Linked DNA regions of Homo sapiens: region 1 is linked to region 2. The links are chromatin loops, found by intact Hi-C in ENCODE. Cell type or tissue: HCT116. All regions are shown on one strand. Region 1 has its middle 4.6 kb from the start of C5orf47. Region 2 has its middle 51 kb from the start of MIR5003.

Region 1 (2,500 bases), 1.3 Mb after region 2:
TAAAGGGCAGTAATATGACTAATAGCTGACTTCTCAAAAGCAATATCAGAAACAAGAAGACAATAGAATATCTTCAAAGTGCTGAAAAAAAATAGTTGGCGACATGAATTCAATACCCAGCAGAAATATATATATACAGTTTAAAATGAATGAAATGGAAAAAAGATGAATGAACAGCAATGGAAAGAGTAAATATATTAGTAAACCTAAATGAAGCCTGACTGTATAAAACATAGTAATACTGATGTCTCATGATGCTTAGAATATACTATAAAATTACCAAAAACTCTATATGTGCTTACATAAAACATAGGGAGGAAGAAAAGTTGAGAGTCAAGTCACCAAAATGGCAGAGTAGAAGCAATCTGGCCTCCCTCTCCCCCACAGAAAACTAAAACCAATATCAGTGCAAAGGTTATCACCAGCAATATCCTAGAACTCAAATATGAAGCAGAAATGATCCCCAAGGCCTCAGAGAAGTAAAAAGCCTCCAATTGGAGGGTAAGAGAAATGGACTTCTTTATCCTTGATGATCGTGCCCCAAGCTGCCAGTCACCACACAGAAAACTGCCCTTAGAATCATTTTTGCTGTTTTCTTTTTCAGAATTTCTTCAGAATATTTTGTAGAATATGTTGATGAGAGTTATTGTCAATATTATTATAGGACACATAAAAAAAGACCTACTGGGGGAAAATGGCAGATAGAAGGCAGGACTAATTTGCAGCTCCCACTCAGACGAAGAGAACAGCATGTGGAGACTCACATCATGAACTTTTGCTCCACTGGTGACAGTGAGGTGGATGCCAGCTTTCCCATTATCCTGGGTTCCTGCATCAACCTATAGGAAGCGTTGTGAGTGCCTGAAGGGAGAAAAACCCCTGAGGGCAGCTTGAGACTAAGAAGGGAGGATGGCAGTTCAGTGGCTCTCCAGCAGCACCACGCTATGGGAGGCATGCTCCACAGGTCCCTGGGTACGACCCCCTACCAGCCTTCCCACATGGCTAGGGTGTTTCATTTGGGACCTCACCACCCTCCATCCAAGTCTGGCAGCACTACTGTTTGTGAAAGTGAGGCAAACCTGGGCTTAAGAGGCCATCTAGTGTGGAAAAGGAGGCAGTGTCCTAGTGGAAACAGCATTCAACAGGTGGACTGCAAAGAATCTAAGCAAACATACCCTAGAAAGACAAAAACAAGCTGGATGTGAAGACTGGAAAATATAACCTTTCATGCAAAGATATGGACGCACATCCACAAGAAACAACAGCAAACCGGGAACCATGACCTTCTCAGATAGACAAAGCAAAGTGCCAGTTACCAATCCTAATGAGACAGTGATGTGTTTCTGTGAGGTATTTTTTTTTCTTAGTGAGATTAACATTTAAGCTAGTAGACTCGGAGTAAAGTAGATAACCCTCCAAAATATAAGTGAGCCTTATCCAATCATTTGAAGGCCTGTGTATTAGTCCATTCTCATACTGCTCATACAGATATATCCAAGACTGGGTAATTTATAAAAGAAAGAGGTTTAATTGACTCACCGTTTGGCATGGCTGGAGAGGCCTCAGGAAACTTACAATCATGGTGGAAGTGGAAACAAACATGTCCTTCTTCACATGACAGCAGCAAAGAGAAGTGCTGAGCAAAAGGGGGAAAAGCTTCTGATAAAACCATCAGATCTTGTGAGAACTCACTCACTATCATGAGAAAAGCAGCATGGGGATAACTGCCCCCACAATTCAGTTACTTCCCACTGGGTCTCTCCCACAACATGTGGGGATCATGGGAACTACAATTCAAGACGAGACTGGGTGGGGACACAGCCAAACCATATCAGCCTGGAAGAAAAGACTGGGCTCACTTGAAGAGGGGGGAATTCTGCCAGCAGAGGACCTTTAGACTGGAACTGCAGCATCAACAACTCTTCCCTAGATCTCTTAGCTTGCTGGTGTACCTTGTAGTTTCTCTCTCTCTCTCACGCCACAGTCTTTTGTTTCTGCTTCTCTGGAAAACCCTAATATACATATCCATGAGAACAGCTAACATGAAGATGACAATGCCAAGTGGAGGTGAACAAGTGGAGCAAGTGGAATCCTCATACTTGGCTGGAGGAGTGTAAATTGGTACAACCATTTTGGATACCTGTTTGTCAGCAGCACCTAAAGCTGAACGTATGAACACCCTAAGCAACTCCACACTAACATATATAGCCTATAACCTGTTTCCACAAAGGGTATGTATGAGATTCTTCTTAGTCCCACTAATAATGAACCAAACTGGAAACAACTAAATGTCCATCAATAAGTGGAAAGGATAAAAATAAATGGTGACATATTCAAATGATACACAAACTTCTACAGTTGTTAACTAACCAAGTTCATTCTACCCTCAGGCAGCAAGCCAATCACTGAGGTGATGCGTTTTGCAAGGGAGAAAAGATGTTATTCACAAGGCTGCTGTGTGAGAAGACGGGAGAACAAACCTGAAATCCACCTCCCCAAA
Region 2 (2,500 bases):
CCACCAGGATTCTCACCCTGTCACCCCCAGCTCAGAACCCTCCAATAAAAATAACAGCAACAACAAATCGGCCAGGTGTGGTGTCTCACACCTGTAATCCCAGCACTTTGGGAGGCTGAGACAGATAGATCACCTGAGGTCAGGAGTTCGAGACCAGCCTGGCCAACATTGTGAAACCTCGTCTCTACTAAAAATACAAAACTAGCCCTGCATGGTGGTGCACGTCTGTAGTCTCAGCTACTCGGGAGGCTGAGGCAGGAGAATTACTGAACCCAGGAGGTGGAGGTTGCAGTGAGCCAAGATCGTGCCACTGCACTCCAGCCTGGGCAACAGAGGGAGACTCTGTCTCAAAAACAAACAAACAAAAACAAAAAAACCAATAACAAATCTGCCAGCCCTCACTGAGCACTGCCAAGAACCTGCACTGTTCCAGGCATGTTGCTTGTGCAGATTCATGGAATTGTTACAGAAGCCCTATGAAGGGACCTCTGTTACCACTCCATTACCCAAGCGAGAAAGCAGGCACAGAGAGCTTAAGCAACTTGCCCAAGGTCACCCAGCTGACCAAAGCAAAAACAGGACTCAAACCCAGGCAGCCTGGAGCCAGAGACCACCCCCTTAACCAGGCATCACTCCGATGTGCCAAGAAGATAAATGAATCTTCTCACTGAGGCTGAGAAGGCCTTGTGAAATCAGGCCTGCTGGCCTCCCAGACATTGTTCCACAGCTGCCTCCTCCCATCCAGCGTCTCTGGCTTTCACACTCACCAGACTTCCTCCCTGCCCAGGGCCTTTGCACATGCTGTGTGCTCTAGGAAACCTCGCCCCATCCCCTGCTCATAACTTCCAATCAACCCTCTCCCCCAGGGTCCTTGGCTGCCTGGGCCACCGGGCAGTCCCTCGGGTATATGCTTTCATGCACCCTGAATTTTTCCTCCACGCATTTCTAACAAAGGCTGTATTAATACATCTGTGCAGGCGCGTGAATATGTTTCCTGATGGACTATGAATGTGGCCAGAGCAGCCATCGTGTCTAGCTTCGTCCATTGTGGTCCCCGGTGCCTATCCCAGTGGCACTGAATGTTTGTGGAATGGATGGGTGAATAAAGAAATGAATGCATCCCCGCAGATGGGGGGCTGCAAAGCCCTGGGGTCAGGCTCTCTGCCTTCCTCGCCTTTGTTCCTTCGTTCGCTGACCGCCAGAGGGCGCCAAAACCCGGGAAATGGCCCGCCTGATGCGTGGACTCCAGGGGGGTTCCCCAGCAAGGGGAAGGGGCCGGGTGCCCAGTGGGTGGGCGCCGTGGCCTCCCTGAAAAACACTGTGGACAAATAAAGACTAAGGCCTGGTTTGACTCCTTCCCCGGCAGCTTCTCAGCTGTGACCAGCAGACACCCTGCCTCTCAGGGGGATGGCAGAAATCCTTGCTGCCCGGTAGGAACTGAGCCCAAGGGCCTGAGGTAGGAAGGGATGTGTTTGCACAGCAAACATTCGTGGATGGAGCCAGCCTGAAAGGGGACTTCTAAGTGGGAAAGAAAAACAAATACTGGTCCCCTACTCTCACATGCCTACAATCCTGGCAACTCCCATAGGTAGGTAGGCATTGCTGTTCTCCATGTCTGCACTTGGGGAAACTGAGGCACAGCTGTACCCAGTGGAGCTTGGTGATGCCTTCCCACCCCTTGCCTGCCTACTGGCCACCCCTGCATCTAGCTGCCTCCACATGAGTGGTTCTCACAGTGTGGTACCTGGAGCAGCAGCAGCTCCTGTCCACCCAGACCTCCTGATTTAGAGACTCTGGGATTGAGCCCAGCAACCTGTGGCTAAAAGCACTCCAGAACATTCTGATGTGCAGTCAAGTATGAGAACCTCTGGTCTGCACCAGCCCTTTCTCGGGCCTGGGCAACACAACTGTGAGGACAGTGAGGCGGGACCCTGAGGGAGGGGAGTGAGAGGTGAGGCTGCTCCATGGGAGAGGTGAGGCCAGTGTCCCAGGCTGCCCAGAGCCCCCTGGGTGGGCAGGGCCCACCAGGTGGAAAAGCCCCAGAAGATACCTTGCACCTTCTGTGCCCACTCAAGTCCCAACAGACAGCCCGAGGGCTGCAGAGGGTTGGCAAGCACTGGCCATGCAGGTTCCCAGGACCCTCCCCTGCCTCCCCCGGAGGGGGCCTGGACAGCTGCCATCTGAACCGGTCCCCAGCCATTCCTCTGCATCCTAACATTGGAGAACTGCAGGCTCTGGAGGTTTTGGACCAGCCAGAGCCAGGTGTGAATTCTAACACATCTGTGACCTAATACAAACCCTGTCCCTCCTTTGATCCTTGGACTGCTCCCGAATAGAAGACGGTCATTATGAAAAAAAAGAAAATGAGAGTGGTTTAGAGAATCGGAGGTGGCTTGGGACATTCAGAGCAGGAAATGGGTCTTGGGGGTGGGACCAGCCGCAGATCACTGGCAATGAATGCCATCCTCAGAGCACAGATTTTGTCCCTGGGGCAAAGGCA

Evidence for each region. Hi-C counts contacts between places; a loop is a spot of excess contacts. Peaks named below come from ENCODE experiments on the same cell type or tissue, not always from the same donor. Only the 100,000 strongest peaks of a DNase experiment are listed, where the experiment ranks them.
Region 1: it touches region 2 in a loop (7-fold over the local background); 3 of 110 quality-filtered maps call a loop at or near these places.

The regions. Positions count from the first base shown.
Region 1 is chr5:173,983,337-173,985,836 of GRCh38, forward strand. No RefSeq gene overlaps it. Among named protein-coding and RNA genes, the nearest start is that of C5orf47, 4.6 kb to the right of the region's middle. In HCT116, a CTCF peak has its summit at 1,100; a DNase peak (open chromatin) is centred at 1,105.
Region 2 is chr5:172,712,005-172,714,504 of GRCh38, forward strand. No RefSeq gene overlaps it. Among named protein-coding and RNA genes, the nearest start is that of MIR5003, 51 kb to the left of the region's middle. RefSeq lists an enhancer at 785-1,392. In HCT116, CTCF peaks have their summits at 1,174 (motif pointing right) and 1,375; no DNase peak of the experiment used is centred here.